2 separate regions of the Mus musculus genome follow, and region 2 is linked to region 1. The links are chromatin contacts, found by Hi-C or POLR2A ChIA-PET in ENCODE. All regions are on one chromosome and are shown on one strand. Each heading gives the region's core, a stretch centred on a gene start or an enhancer-like site at or near the end of the contact. The rest is flanking DNA. Distances are from core to core; before and after follow the strand shown. Region 1 overlaps Crtc1 (CREB regulated transcription coactivator 1). Region 2 overlaps Klhl26 (kelch-like 26).

Evidence for each region. A loop is a pair of places that touch in the nucleus more often than their neighbours do. ChIA-PET counts read pairs that join two places held with the same protein, here RNA polymerase II (POLR2A).
Region 2: a map of left cerebral cortex shows a loop between it and region 1 (6-fold over the local background). The contact joins two enhancer-like sites. A Hi-C loop is called at or near these places in 3 of 37 maps with a recorded cell type or tissue (all left cerebral cortex). POLR2A ChIA-PET finds 5 or more read pairs at or near these places in 4 of 5 experiments (Patski and embryonic stem cell).

Annotation. Positions count from the first base shown.
Region 1 is chr8:70,414,690-70,422,567 of GRCm38, forward strand. The region is part of intron 1 of Crtc1 (CREB regulated transcription coactivator 1); the gene reads right to left. Among named protein-coding and RNA genes, the nearest start is that of Crtc1, 21 kb to the right of the region's middle. Within about 2 kb of position 4,367, at least 1 of the 3 ENCODE cell types and tissues checked has a DNase peak (open chromatin) inside an H3K27ac peak, as active enhancers do.
Region 2 is chr8:70,459,976-70,467,853 of GRCm38, forward strand. The region is part of intron 1 of Klhl26 (kelch-like 26); the gene reads right to left. Among named protein-coding and RNA genes, the nearest start is that of Klhl26, 13 kb to the right of the region's middle. Within about 2 kb of position 3,581, at least 1 of the 3 ENCODE cell types and tissues checked has a DNase peak (open chromatin) inside an H3K27ac peak, as active enhancers do.

The DNA.
Region 1 (7,878 bases), core at 3,117-5,616:
ATAGAATTTCTCCTGCCGGTCCTGGTGGCTCCTGCTGACTTGTGCTGATTCATTGAGGCCTGGGTGTTTCTGCTGGGTCATGCCACCACTGCTGATTCATGTTTGCTCTCCTGACACAACTGAACTAGACACCTGATATCCTGACAATTAGAGATTGAACTCGTCCCAAAGAACTGTTTCTAAACAGGTATGGTTCACTTCCCCTGTATCCTAATACACTATTTCTTTTCACTATCTCTGGAGGGTGATGGGCTAGAAGGAAGGTTAAAGCATTTCAGAACTCTTATTAAAAGTAGGTTTTCAAAAAACCAAAAAAAAAAAAAAAAAGTAGATTTTAAAAAAAATTGAAGACTACACAGGTATTCCAAGTTTGGTGGGGCCAGGCGTGGTGGTGGCCTTTAATCCCAGTACTTGGGAGGCAGAGGCAGGCGGATTTCTGAGTTCGAGGCCAGCCTGGTCTACAGAGTGAGTTCCAGGACAGCCAGGGCTACACAGAAAAACCCTGTCTCAAAAAACCAAAAAAACAAAAACAAAAACAAAAAACCCAACCAAGTTCAGTGGAGAAGTTTCTAGAAGAATTAGCAGACTCTCATAGCACCCCCAATCAGAAAGTGACCTAAGTATGGGAATTTTGTGTCCACAGAATTCCTGACACCCAACCCAAACAGACACCAAAGGGCACTGAGCCAGCCCTGGGAATTGGCTCTCACCTTAACCCAGGAATCACCTTGAGACTATATTATAAAACATATATCTTAGCTAGGTATAGTGGTGCATGCCTTTAATACCAGCACTTAAGAGGCAGAGGCAGGTGGATCTATGAGACAGAGGCTAGCTGGGTCTACAGAGAGAGTTCCAGGAAAGTCAGAGATACACAGAGAAATCCTGTCTCAAAAACAAAACAAAACAAAACAAAACCATGTATTTTATTCTATTTTTAATTACATGGGTGGGTGGGTGTCTGTGTGTAGGCATGTGCACATGTCTGAAGATACCAGAAGGGGGCACTGTAACACCTGGAGCCTGAAGGAATCCAGGTTCTCTGCAAGAACAGTGCTTACAATTCCTAAGTCCTGCGCCATCTCTCCAGCCCCCTAATTAAGGACTTCAGTTCTGCATAAGGTCACAGCCCCTGCCTCTGGAGCATGAAGACACATTGCTGGGGAGACACAGTACAGTCTACTCCCCTGATGGACAACTCACGCCTGGGAAAGAGGCATGCCTGCCAAAGAGACATGGCCTGCCTAGCTAGGAGGTAGCTAAGGTGGTGGTGGGGCTGTTTTATAGGGGGCCGGGGGACCCCCCCCTCCCACTGCAGATGGAGCACCTCCCCAGGTGGACAGCTCAGTGGAGGCATCCCTCTGGCTAAACTCCCTGGGATGGTATGACCAGCGCGTCATAAAAAAGCCACCTCTGGCCTTGTATGGAGCCACTCTGGGTATCTCCTGGGGAAAGGACCTGGCAGGCCCCATTTTCCCTAGGAGATCTGAGCAACCCCACGCCCACTATCCCCTCCTAGACTCAATGTTCAGATGGAGTGGCCTTGGGCAGGCCAGGACTGCTTGTAGTCACCATGGCAACAGGCTGGCCTTGTAAAGATATTAAAGAGAGCAGGCCAGCTGACACTGGGGCTCTGTCCTGTGCAGAGAGTCTAGTAGGAAAGAGTAGGAGGGGAAGGCTACGAAAGGGATGTGTGTTCCCTGCACGCTCAGCTTTCCCTTCCACTGGCTTGGCCCTCTGCTCTTTCCAGCCTCATAGCCTTGCATCAGATAAGCCAGCAGCAGCTACCTCAGGGCTTCTGCATGGAAACCAGCAAGGGGCATGGCAGTTGACTAGAGCTCCATGGAACTCTCCATTCCTCAGTTTACCATCTGAACCTCCTTAACAGAGGGCTATCTCCTGCTTGCTTGTCACCTCCATGGTAGCCAGGAAGAGAGCCTGGAAGAGAAGCAGGGCTTGGCTATGCAGGAAAGCAGCTAGAAAAACACTTGCAGGATTATCCAGAAGAGCTGCTCTCGGGACCTCAGGTGGGGACACAGCTGCTGTGCCTGGACAGGGCAGCTGCCCCTCTGCTAATGGCTGAAATGGAGAAAGAGGCTCAAAGACTAACCCTGGCCTTCCTAGTGTTAGGGCAGCATGCACCCCAGGAGAGGCCGATAGCACACAGTCCTGGGGGGCCCCACCCTTGGGCCACCTATCCAGAGTTCTCTGAGAGGGAGAGCTAATCTCCCTGGATTCTAAAAGCACAGCAGGAGGCAGCAAGCTCAGGGAAAGTTGGAGGAGCTGCTGAAGTGCAGGAGGGCAGGGACAAGGGCCTTGGGGGGAGTGTGTGCAAGGGCAGGGACCTAAGACAGCACTGAAGCCACGCCTAGATAGAGACTGGGACTCCTTCCCCACTACATCGGACACCTTGACTGCCTCCCCTGCCCATGCTGCCCCAGCCCTGTCACCACCCACGTCCCCAAGCTCTCCCGGAGAGGTACCATCTGCTCCCTACAGCTAAGCTCTTAGATTCCACAGAGCCAGGCTGTTGCACTGTCATGGCCTCACACGAGGATTTCAGCTCACCTAGGTGGAGCAGAACCAGCCACCAGGCAATAAGGACTGGCTTGCTACAATCTCCAACAATGGGAAGAGAGGGCTCTAGCGTGGCAAGGAAGATGGGGACAAGAACTGTAACCTCTCATCCAATCCACTCCTGTGGAGAGGGTTTGTGTGCCCCTATTCTAAGACTTTGAAATACCTGATCTCTAGATTCTTCCCCTCTCTGCCGTGGATGGGAGTCAGGACCCATACGAGCCATTGAGGACTGAAGGCAGGACCCTATGCTCAGCAGGGCGTGGGGACCAGCACTCAGGCTCTCATGTGCTCACCCCAGCCACCCACCGTCTCCTTCTCTGCTCCCTTGCAAGTCTAAAGGAAGATGCCTGAGCCAGAGCCAGGATATGTTTTTCTCACGTGCCCTACATGCCTGACGGACCCACCCGAGCACAATCCAGTAACCTAGAGCACCCGAGGTTTAAGTGTGGCAGTGATGAGGGATTGGCAGGGGCAGCCTGGTGCAACTACGGACAGTGTGCGAGGGGCTCGGGCCAGTCCCTCCTCACCCTGGCAGCCCCAACCCTGCTTCCCATCTCTCTAGATGTTCTGGACATTTCTCGGCCCCACAGCTATACAAGATGTGGCCTTTCAAGTCTGGCTTCTGTCATGTCCTGTGTGTTTGGGGTCCATCTGGCTCACTGCATGCCCCAGGAGGAGCACACAGCGTCACTGTTTATCTATTTCTCAGATGACTGACACTAGGCATGCTTTTCTATCTTTTGGCGGTTGGGAATAATCTGTGAACCTAAGTATGCAAGTGTGCGCTGGAGCCCCTGCCTACAGATCCTAGCGTACACCTGGAGGAGTGGGAGCTGACTCGCTGCACACCAGGGGGGGAGCTGTGGCGCTGCCTGGCAGTTCTGGGCTCCCTGGCTGTGGCGTCTTCCCCGGCAGCTGCATGTGTCAAACTCCCACAAGCTCGAAGCTTCCAGCCTCACCTCCTCCCCAACACTTGTTCCTTTTTGGGTCTCTTTGTTTTCGCAGTGCTGGGGGTGAAGCCTAAGACTAGAAGCACACTAGACAAGTGCTCTGCCCTGACAGGATCTCAGACTCTAAGCTTCCTGCCCTGCATCTGAACATTGGGGCTACAAGTGTGCACCAACCACTAAGCTCAACTTTTATTTTTATGATTTCATTTAAATTGTCTTAATTGTGTGCACGAACCACACCTGTTTGCAGGAGTGCACAGGGCCAGAAGTGTCGGATTCCGAGGTCCCTAAAGACATGCTGGGAGCCAAGCTCAGGTCTGTGCAGAGCAGCGGGTACTTCTATTGCCTGATTGATCATGTTTTTTTAGATAGTCTCATATAACCCAGACTGGCTCTAAGCCCCTGCTGCAGCCTCCAGTGCTGGGATGACAGGCATGCACTACTACCCAGTTGATCTTCATACTTTTGATTCTGAAAGAGCCAAAGGTTCCAACTCTTATATTTGGGGTTTTTTTTCCAATTAAAAAATTATTTTATTTTTGAGACAGGGTCTTACTATGTAGCTCTGGCTATTCTAGAACTCAATATGTAGACCAGGCTGGCTTTGAACTCAGAGATCCACCTGTCTCTGTCCCTGAGTACAGGGAATAATAAGCCACCATGTTTGTATCATTTGGGTTCTTATCTCTGCTCTGCTGTGTCACCAGGATGACCTGGTACACTGAGGGCACTCTGCCCTCAGAAGGGAACAATGCCCAGGTTGATAGAATACATGGAGGAGGACACAGGCATGCAGATTCCAGGCTGAGTCAGCACAGCCCCCGTGGGCCTCTGGCCTCCCCCATCTCTCCAGCCCACTATAAACACAGACTCCGTACACAAGCACGGCGGAGCCTCGGAATGCTTTAATCAGGCTCTGTAGCCGCTGCCAAATTTCCAGACCCGGGAATGAGCGGGTCTGTGGCGGGCGGCGCCGGCTGTTTCTCCAGACGGTGGTGGAGGTTGGACACAGGCACTTGGACCCAGAGCTATGACGGGTCCCTTGGGGTCTGTGCAGAACAGCTGTTTTTGTGGGGCCCTCATTCCTCCATAGGGTACCCCAGCCCTTCCAATTGGCCAAGTTCCAATTCCTGAGTGGGGTCTCACAAAGGGAAGAGACATTTCTGAGTCTTTGGTTTCCAGTAAGGGAAACTGAGGCACCAAGGGGCCACAGGTCAGAAAGGAGTCTCTGTTAAAGCCAGCTTGTCCCATGAGTCAATGGGAGGTGTCTTGGGCATTGGGCACACACCTTTAATCCCAGCACTCTGGAGGCAGAGGCAGGCAACTCTCTGTGAGTTTGAGGCCGGACTGCTCTACAGAGCAAGTTCTAGGACAGCTAGGGCTATACAGAGAAACCCTGTTTCAAGAAACAAAAACCAAACCAATCTAAACAAAAAAACCTAGCTGTGCTGGAGACTGGAGCTGGAGCTCAGTAGGTGGAATGCTTGTAGCTAAGTCACAGGATACTCATCAAGTACGCACAAAGCCCTGGATTCTGTTCCTAGCACTACATACAGCAGGTATGGTGGCACGAGCCTGAATCTCAGGAGATGAAGGCAGATGATCAGGGATTTGAGGTCATCCTTGGTTTCACACAGTGAGTCAGCCTGGGTTACATGAGAGACCCTGTCTCAAAAACAATGAAAATGTGGAAAGCCTAGAATACCCACATACCTCAAGTCCTCAGGGAAGCAGCACCAACAGCCTGCTAAGACCAGGCAGAGCCCAGAGGTGTCAGGTCTTCCTGCGGGAGTGCACAGCACTGGGCCCTTCTGTGCTGAGCTGAGGGCTTGACCAGCTGCCGCCCACTCCTGGCTGGGCTGGGCCCTGCCAGGCTGGTTAAGTATGGGACACTTACTGGGTTTAAGCTCTGTGCTTGAGTCACGCCCCATGTAAGTAGGGACCTACGATGGGAGGCAGCAGGAGGCTGTGGGGCAGGTGACCGACCACACAGGGTCTAGTTACATAGCCTAGGGTGAACAGGCTTGGGGACTGTTCACCCCCTCACTTCACTAAACAAATTTGTGCCCTACCAAGAAACTCACACCTACCTAAACCTCTAAAGGTAGCTGCATTAAAAACTGGGGTCTCTGCCGAGTCAGCTAAAGGTCTGAAACATGAGGGCTGGACCTAAGGAGAGGGATGTGGCCAGAAGCCAAGGGATGATAAGATGGTCAAAGCCACAGCAAAGGCAGATAGAGAATGGAGCCCTGTGCTGCACACCACACATCTGTGACCTAATCTCGTTATGCTGTGGGTTCAGCAAAGGCCCAGAGCGTGACAGGGGAGGCAGACAGTCGCAGGAAAGAGGCTGAGGACCCTGGGAGATGCGCAAGGAAGATGGCTGGGCAGTGGCGAGCAAGAGCAGCAAGAGCTGGCCAGGCTAGCTCCACGGGTAGCCAACATGGAGGGGCCAGGAGGGTGTGCTAGACCTAGACCATGACAGTGCCAGGAGCTGTGAGGGCCTGGAGGGCTGTGGAGTCAGGGAGCTGCCATGGCTGGACCCTAAGGAACTGAGGCTCTCTGCCTACAGACTGGCCTGCTATGTGCTGTGGACAACCGTGAACGTCTGCATGCCTTAGTGCTAGGATGACAGGCATGACGCTACACTTACCCCCTCCCCTGTGTGTGTGTGTGTGTGTACGTGCGCATGTGCATGAGTGTGCTTCTGTGTGGAGGACAGATGTCAGCCTCGAGTTTAATTCCTCAAGAGACATCTACCTCGTTTTCGGGAAAAAGCATTTCTCACAAGCATGGAAGCAAGGTCTCATGTAGCCCATGCTGACCTTGAATTCATAATTCTCCTGCCTCCACTTCCTGAGTGCTGGGGTGACAGGTGTTTATTACTATGCCAGACAGCAGGTTTTTTTTCTTTTGTTTCCTTTTGGGGTACTGGCATGGACCATAGGAGGATATGGGCAGTGGGGCTGAGAGGAAGCTGGGTAGCCTCTCTGAAGATGCAGACTTTTCTAGAAGGTCTCTGTGGAGGTCGCTGGGACATAGGAAGGCCCAGCCATGGCCAGACTGAGCAGAAAGAGGCAGTTGGGCATCAGCTGAGGATGGGACAACAGACTTGTCCAGGAAAAATTATGGGCAAGTCTTCAGAGCTGAGCCTCCTCCCTGATGGGCTCCAACTCTAGAACTCATTGCAGAGGGGAGCAGAGCAGAGCTGCTGGCGGCCCAAACGAGCATTTCTGTGTGGACGCAGGCTGGCCGGGTGTGGAAAGGTCGGCCTGGGTGGCTCCTCTAGCACTGCCTGCCGAGTTAGTTGTGAGGTAGTTTGTGCCCACAGTAGCCACAGAGCCACACAGCTTCCTGCGTCCCCTCCCGGATCTTTATCTATTGTTTCTACATTTGTTTACTTGTTTAATGGAGCTGGCATGGGAGGTCAGAGGAGAACACGGTGGAGTCACCTGTGACCCTGGGGACAGTGCTCAGGTTGGCAGGTTTGGTGGCAGGAGCCTCTGCTGGCTGCACCATCTGGTCAGGCCCCTATCCCGTCCCCCTTTTAAGACGGGGTCTGTCACTGGTCTAGAGGTTCCTGGTTAGAGTAAGTGTACGGGCCAGAAAGCTCCCCAGAGCCTGCTGTCCCCGCTTCTCTCTGCTGGGATCACACACGTGTCATCTTGCTTGACCTGGTGCCATGCAGCTTCCTGAGTGCTGGGATGGGAGGCATGCACCACCACCACATGCCCGACCTGTCCTCTCACACTGGGACTCTCTGACAATCCGTGACACACAGTGTGAGCTTCCAGTCCCCAACCGGTCTTCCGGCAGGGAACACCTCACAGGCTCTGTTCTCTCCTTCCAGAGTTCCAGCCAAGGCATAGAGCTGTCTACAGGACAGAGACAGGCTGTGCCCCACTCTCCAAGGTTGTGCCTTGGAGTTCTGGCACCCAGAACTTTTGTGTGTGTGTGTGTGTGTGTGTGTGTGTGTGTGTATGAGTGAGCGCGCATGTGCAGGTATGAGGAAAGACACAGCCCCTCTGACTATAGGAGGCCAGGACTACAGCCAGGGCTACTGTGAGCTTAGCAGCAGTGTGTGAGTCGCTGTGTTTTAGAAATCATATTCCAAGCTGGTAGTGGTGACACATCTGCCATCCAGCACTTGGTGTGGAGAAAGGAGGCTCAGGAGCTTAAGGCCACATTTTTGCCTACAGAATCCAAGGTCAGCCTGGGCTACATGAGACTGTCTCCAAAACAAACAAATAAAAAGGGGGGGGGACCCTTCAAAATACAAATAAGAATTAAAACTGTAGTCATAGTCAGGTGTGGTGGTGCATGTCTTTTAATCCTAGCACTCAGAGGC
Region 2 (7,878 bases), core at 2,331-4,830, 44 kb after region 1:
CCGGGAAAGGAAGCAGAGCCCCTAAGAAGCAGCAGAGAGGAAGCTCACTGCCAGCAGGGGCTCGCACCTTAGTGTGGACATGCTCAACCTTCCCACCTGCAAACAGCCATCACCTGGAATCCGTGAGGAACAGAACAGACAACAAAACCCATAGGGACTTAGCTCCCTGCATCATAATGCCTTGTGTGCAACTTGCCACACTCTTCCCCACTTCCTGTCATGTCCAGACGACACAACACCTAGTGTGGGCTACATACAACGTGTGGCTGTCATAGTGCATTGGGTGAGGAGTAACAAGAAAGATCAGTGCTGCTTAGCCTTCCCGGTGCCCAAAGTGCCACATGGGACAGTGACATTGCCAGCCGTCTTCCCCATGGCTGGATCCTGCACTACACTGACTGCCAGCAAGATGTGGGTCAGCAGTGCAGTAGTTGCATGAGGTCACAGGGGGAGCGACTGCTCTGATGCTCTGGTGCTGGCTCCTGGGAGGGTACCCATGCTGGTACTCTAAACCTAGCCAGTAGCCCTTGGCCCTGTGGGGTGGGAGGATGCTACTACCTTTGTCCTGTTAAACACACATGCTGTCAAACTGACTTCAAGATGCTTCCATTGTAAGCTCTGGGATTAGCACTGCTCAGCCAAGGCCATAAAAACTGGACAGCAACTAACGCAGACTTGGTCAAAGTGCTCAGAATAAATGACTAAGTGCTCAGCCCTGCAAAGGATGACGATACCCCACCCTCTAGGCGTAGGGGACACTGTGGGTGGAAGGGGACAGAAAGAATGTAAGCTCTGGAGGATGGGAGGAGGGCTGTGGCATGCTGTTCTCGGCATATGGCACGGGACTGCACTCAGGAACTTCTCTGCACAATGACAAGAGCAAGCCACCAGGCTCAGCCAGCATTCCAGCAGGCAGCACTGACTGGACTCCGTGGCACGCACTCACGCACGCACACATTCACACACACAAAGGAGAGGACACAAACATGAAGCAGTGCATAGAGAAGTTGAGGGTGCATATAATCACAGCATGCATGAAACTACCAAAGAATTAAAGTCTTTTTTAAAAATGAAAACCTGTGTGTGTGTGATGTGGATCCATTTTTCTTCAAATACTGTCTATCTGTGTTTGCTTGTCTGAGAACACAGGCACCAGGGCAGGGAGGGTCATGGGGTCTCTGTCACAGGTGGCCACTGCCACATTTTCAGGCAGCAGGGAGGCACTCAAAAGCCCAGTTGGTGGGAGCCAGGCCAAATACTCACTGGTGAGGATGGCCTGGGAGGGCACAGCTGCAGGGAGGAAGGACCTAAGTGTCCTGTCTCCCCGAGGCCTCTGCTGTTACATTTCTTGGGGAAGAAAAGGTGAGGGTCCCAGAGTTGATATGGCTCCAGGAGCAAAAGCGCTTGCGAGCAACGCCACAAAGCTGTCCATCCCTGGGCCCACATGGAAGGACAGAGACAATGCCCACAGGTTGTCCTATGACTTATACATGTACACCGTACCACATGTATGCACACGCACACACAGGGGCAGGATAAGTAAACAAATGTAATTAATTTACTCAGAGAGGTGACCAGAGTTTAGGACCTACAAAGGAAACAGGCAGCCTGGGCCTGGAAGGCAGAGGCAACACACATGGCCAGGGCACCTCTGGGCTTCTGATCTCTGCAGCCGGTGGCCTGGGCTGAGCTCCTGTTCCCTAGGTGTTAGCAAGTCCTTGACATGGCCACTCTGTCCCTTCTGGCTGAGGAGGAGCCTCTGCCGTGAACCTACACACCTTGGCTAAGCCACCCTGGAGAATGCCGAGCCCCCATAGTTCAGAGAAGTGCAATTCAGCCAGGGCTATGACTAAGGTCACCTTTGCCAATACCAGGACCAGCACTGGGCGGCAGGAGAACCCATTACTCAGAACAGTTCTAGACAGTGGGCGGCCACATGGTGGGGCCCCCTGAGCCAGTCCGAATCTCCAGACAGCCACTCGAGTCATGGTGGCCGGCCCGTGAGTCATCAGTCAGTGCGTCAGCAACCCTGAACCGGACAGTCTCCAGAGGCCACTCACCACCCACCCTGGCTGTGCCCTCATCCTCACATTCCATCTCAGGCCTGGCCCAGGCCCAGCCATCCTGCCATTCTCCCCCCATGAGTCCCCTTGTACTTCCCAAGGGACCCAGGCATATACCAGGCCATCAAAGTGTTCGAAGTCCAGTGTGGGTGCATGACCCTGATAGGACCACCTGTTTCGAGACCCAGGTGTGGGGACTGCTACTTGAGTTCCCAGCCCCCACCCTACAAAGTTGTTTTTACCTCCAATCCTGTACTAGGGACATAATGTCAGAGTAGGCAACTAGAGAAAAGGCTCACAAGCTCTGCCACACCAGCTGTAGCAGGCCACCCTAGTGACCAGAGCCTCCTGGAGCTGGCGGGGGACATGGCCCTGGCCCCCACCCATCCGCTGGCCTTGTCCGAAAGGCCGGCTTTGGCTTTCCAAATCCCAGAACCATTCTTCTCAGAACGTTGAAAAAACAGGCAAGAACAAGAAGGAATTTCATGGAAACATTTCTTTGGGGTTTAGTAAAATCCGTTCCCACCCCCACGAAGAGTGCAGCTCGCCGCCTCGCACACCCTGTTCTGACGCCGGTCCCTGTTCCCCCAGCCTAGCCACTTCTACTTTCAAAGCCAATTTCACTTTTATTGTCCATGTGGTTTGCTGAAGCACGGCACAGCTGGCTGGCTCACACCCTGGCTGTACTGCTGCCTCACCCTTGGTCCCCCAAACATGCAGGTGGGGGACAAAGCCTCAGGGAACAGTACAATATCAGGTTGGTTACCTCAGATCAGCAACAGGGCCCTGGAACATCTCCAAGACCATTCCCAGAAAGCCTGGATGGGCAGGGAGGGATCAGACAAAGACCTGGGTAGCAGGACAGTAGAGTGTCAACAGATGTGGTGTCAGAGACCTTAAATGTGAAGAGCTCAGTCTGGAGCATAGTGGCCCAGGACCTCATCCCAGAGCCCTCAGTCATGCTAGGACCACCTCCCTGACCATCTTCAGACTGTTCTCTAGGACCTGCAGCTCCCCTATGAGCTAACAAATGTCTTTCTTTTAAAATGGAGAAACTGGCCGGGTGGTGGTGGCGCACGCCTTTAATCCCAGCACTCGGGAGGCAGAGGCAGGAGGATTTCTGAGTTCAAGGCCAGCCTGGTCTACAGAGTGAGTTCCAGGACAACCAGGGCTATACAGAGAAACCCTGTCTAAAAAACAATAATAATAAAATAAAATAAAATGGAGAAACTGAGGCACAAGTACCCCTGCTAGCTTTGAGTACCTCATCTTCCTGTCCATTCTGTTCCCAACAACATCCCAGTGGCTCTGGCCCCAACTACCAAGGCAGAGGTTGTAGAGCTCTGGGGTCCAGCACACCCACCGCTGTCCTGTTGCCATGGTTACCCAATGTTTCCCAGCTCTGGGCACAGCACTCCAGCTACAGATCAACTGAGTGTGCTCTGGCACTTCACGCCTGCCAGAGACATGCAAGCCAGCAGCCCCCACGCTCACTCACGTCAGCAAGCCCTCTCCTGGGATGTTCCATGGCTCCTGGCCCACAGTCTGTTCTACAGTGGCAGCCTTCTCTTTTGGGGTTCATCTCTAATGTCAGGGGAATAGCAAGGTACCTGCTATAGGCTTGCTCCAGGCTGGCCTGTGGCAAAAGCAAGCCAGAATTTGAGAGGGGCAAGCAGAAGCCCAGAGGCCACTGAAGGTCCCCAAACCACTGACAGCAAGAGAGAAGCCATGAGACACACATTGCTGGAGGTAGGCCACAGGTCTGAGGCAGAGTATTAGCCTAGGATAAGCCAGGCCTTGGGGGCCCAACCTTAGCCACTTAAAAGACTAGGCTGGCCTCTTGCTGGTGCTAGGCTCAGCAAGCAGCTTTCTCCACTGAGGCACTGTTTCTGGGCTGCACCTGAAGACAGCCTGAGGGGCAGTGGGACAGCGGAGTAGGAGTGAGAAAGAGGCTGCCTGTGTCACACTGAACTAGGAGGCCTTCCTTGAAGGAACCAGCACTAGATCCCTTGAGGACTCCTGGGAGGTAAGGGATGTTGTTCCCGAGTACAGGTCAAAGGTGACCCCAGCATCCCTGCCCACTGTCTCCCTGGAAATGGGGGAGGTAGGGGACAGTTGGAAAGCATTAGTTTGCAAGCTGAGTTCTAAAAATGGAGGGCTAGAGGGTTAGGAAGCATGCTGCTCTGTATGCCCATTTCTGGCAGGTCATGAACCTGCCACCCTCCAACCAGAACCCATCGAGGATCTGGTCATCCACTGTGAGCATAAAGACTCACGGCCAATGCCAAGCCCCATACTTGCCCAACTGCCGCCACTTGTTAGGAACAGCAAAGAGCGGGTCATGCTCTACAGAGGCCCCAGGGGATACGGGGTATCAATATGCCAGCTTCCTGAGCAGTGTTAAGTCCTCTGTCCGTAACCTGTGTCATCTGGACTCAGCTGGTGCATAGCACCAGGATTCACCATAGGGATATACCCTGCAGGGTGTGAGTGGGATGTGCACACCTGACTGTGGCTCACCAGTGGCCCAGGAACACTGAGGAAACACTCTAAGACACAGAGAGGTTTACACTTTCTGAAGACCATGCAGCAAGGAAGAGAATTCCTTACCAATTCGAGCACTTGCTCCCCAACAAAAGGGCAAGACAGCACTGAGATACAGCTGGGAGGATCCAGGCTCCAGGGCTGGATCCAGTCCCCAAAGCCCAGCTGAGTTGGAGTATGGAGCTCAGGAGCCGGAGGGGGCAAAACGTCCAAACTTTATCCCAGAGGATGCCACTAGGCACCCCATTGCCTTCATGAGGTATGGAGGTCCCTGAAGATGAGGGAAGGGCTTGGCTGCCAGGTCCCTGCCTGGCTCCATTCCTTGCTGCCTATTCCATTTAGAACTTCATTCTTCTGCTCTTAGTCCACCTCCCCATGGCTGAAATAGGAGCTCTGGGAGGCCAGCCAGAAGGGTTCTTTCTCCTGCCACATCCTGATGTCCACCCCTCCACCCCCACAGTGAAGGAGCCTTGTCACATTAGTGACCTGGACAGTTGGTGACAAGGTAGATGAGTGGGAGGGATGGGTGGAGAGACGGATAAGAGGACAGGTACATGAGTGCTTTGATGGTGTCTCCAATGTGTGTCCCTGTGCTGACCCCTATTGCTCTGCACTCCCAGAGGCCCCCAGTGAACCCCACTATCTGCTATAGTCCTCTTCCCAGCTCCGTGAGGCCCAGACCTTGGAGTGCTCTCCCACCAATAAGCCTTAGCCCTCACTATGCCTCACACAGGATAAAACACATCCAAGAGCCACCTGTCCTCAGCAGCACAGATGGGGCACACAGTCCATGCTAGGACACCCAGGCCACCCCAACCTGAAGAATCCCACAACTTCAGGACAAAAGCAGTCTAGCACCTCAGCCCAGGACCCCTGGCTACAATCCTGTAGCACAGCTCATTTTACAGGTGTCTAAACCACCCTTTCCCACCCTTACACATATGTTCCTGGGGTGGGGACCCCAGCTCTTCTCTCTAGCCATGCATTGAAAATCAGGTAGACTAACTCCCTCTCCTGGAGACCTGGCACTGTGACTAGTGAGAGGATAAGGGGGTTGCCCACCTGAACCAATCAGATCCTTCTCTGGAACTTTTTTTTTTCATGACAGGGTTTCACTGTGTAGCCCTTGTTGCCCTGGAACTTGCTTTGTGGATCAGGCTCACAGAGATGCACCTGCCTCTGCCTCCTGAGTGCTAGAATTAAAGGTGTGAGCCACCACTGCCTTGCATCCCCTAAGACTTCTTTCTTAGCTCCAGATGGAAGCTCTTTCCCCTATGGAATGGCAAGGCTGGAGGGCTATGCAAGTTTAGGCCAGGAATTGGGCAGCGGCTAGGGAAAGGGAACAGATTTTCTGAGATGTCTCCATGTGTGCCTGTGCACATACATATGCCATGGCATGCATGTGTTCATCTGGATCCAGGCAGGGCATGATGGCAAGAGCTGCTAATCACTGACCCTTCTCGTCGATTAGGCTGGTTGTCTTGAAGAGCCCGCTCACATAGTCACACCTGGCCCAGCACTCAGACATCAGTGCCCTGCTCCATCAGTCTCCAGTGCATTCCTTTGAGACAGAGTCTCTCACTGAACCTGGAGCTAGGGTGGTAGCCAGCCAGCAGCAGTGTCTTCTTGCTATGCCCTGCAGTGCTGAGTTGAAGGCAGCACACAGCACCATGCCTGGAGCCTCCATGGGTGGCTGGGACTAAACTCAAGTCTTCAGGCTTATGCAGACGGTGTCCTGCCCTCTGAGCCTTCTCTCCAGCTGGCTACTGCCCTCAGTCAGCAGTTCACAGGAAGCTTCTCACAGCAGAAGCTTCCATCTTCCCCAAATCCTGCTACACTGGGCTTGAAGCCTCCGCAAACCACCCCAGTAGGCAGCTGCCTGTGTGTGCCTGCTGAGGTGGCCAGGGTGAGGAGGCCAGGCTGATGGTGAGTGCGTAATAGTTATGCCAGGGCAGCTGGCTCTACTCTGGCCACTGAGAAGTCCCAGAAAGGTCAGCAAGCTGCCAGCACTGACCCACACCCTCCCAGAGTGATAAAGGCTGATGGGAAAGGGGTGGTGGAATCTATGCAGTGATTCCTGTGAGCGTGTGTGTGTGTCCTGCCACACACAATAGGAGACCACTGGCACCTGAAGAGGGATATAGGCAGGAGGTAGTGTGTGACCTGCAGCTTTCCCCCAGTGCAGCACACAGAGCAGCTGAGGGGGGTGGAGGAGCTGCTTAGGAACCTCAATGGCTCTCTAGGCGCCTGTCACCTGGCAGCTACTCCACCCAGCCCAGCTCCAACCATCCGGGTAGCGGAAGATTCTGGGAGATCCCATGTCTCCACTCTCACTCTCTGCTTTCAAGCTGAGCTTGAATTCTCCCGTCCCGTGGAGAGCAGGCTCCGGATATCCAGCCCAGACGCCCCGCCCGGTTCCTGGCTTTGACCCCTGTGGAATTTCATGGCTGTGGTGTCAAAAAACATCTTCAGCCTCGATCCTTGAGTGTCCGCCCCAGGCCCTTTAAAAGCTGGAAGGTTGTGTTCTGCAGGCTGAGAGCTCAACTCCTGAAGCAGGAGATGCTAAGACTCCTACTGTTCCTGGGCACAGTGGATTCTCGCAGTGGATGGAGCCCAGTGTCCACCGGGTCCCTGCGAGGAGGAGCAGCACAGGATGCGGGGAGTGCTGCTGGTAAAGGCTGCATGGGAAGGGCCAGACTGGGGTTAACAAGTGTTAAGAGAGCCAGTCAGAACAGCTGTGCAGCGGCTACCAGAGCAAGGGGGGGTCCATCGCCTGGGGACCCCATGGCCCCCACCTCCACTGCAGACAGCTGAACAGCTCAGCTGCCTTCACTTCCAGCTAAGGGAAGGTTGTGCGGGGGCTGCTCTTTCTACTGACCTCCTAGACTCTGTCCCCAAATAAAGGATGGTGGCCTTTGACCCACTTGCATGTAGGGTGGTGTATCTGCCAGACAGCTGCTCAGTATTCTCACTGGCTGCCAAGGTCCTACCCTCAGGCTCACATGCCTTAGAGGACATAAGATGTGACTGGGCAGTTTGGGGATGCATAGGCCTGTCATCAGCTAAGGGCAAGATATGAGATGCTGTGAGGCCTGGCAGGTGTCGGGCAGCTGTGTAATCTTAGGAAGGTCTTTATGGTCCAAGTTGGAGACAATATCAGGCCAAGGGCTTGGGCGCGGTAGCTAGTTGAGTGAACCCTTGCTGGCTGACACTTTGCCTTGCGTGGCTGCGCACTTCTTTTGAATGGAATGAGGGTCTTAGGGATAAAAGA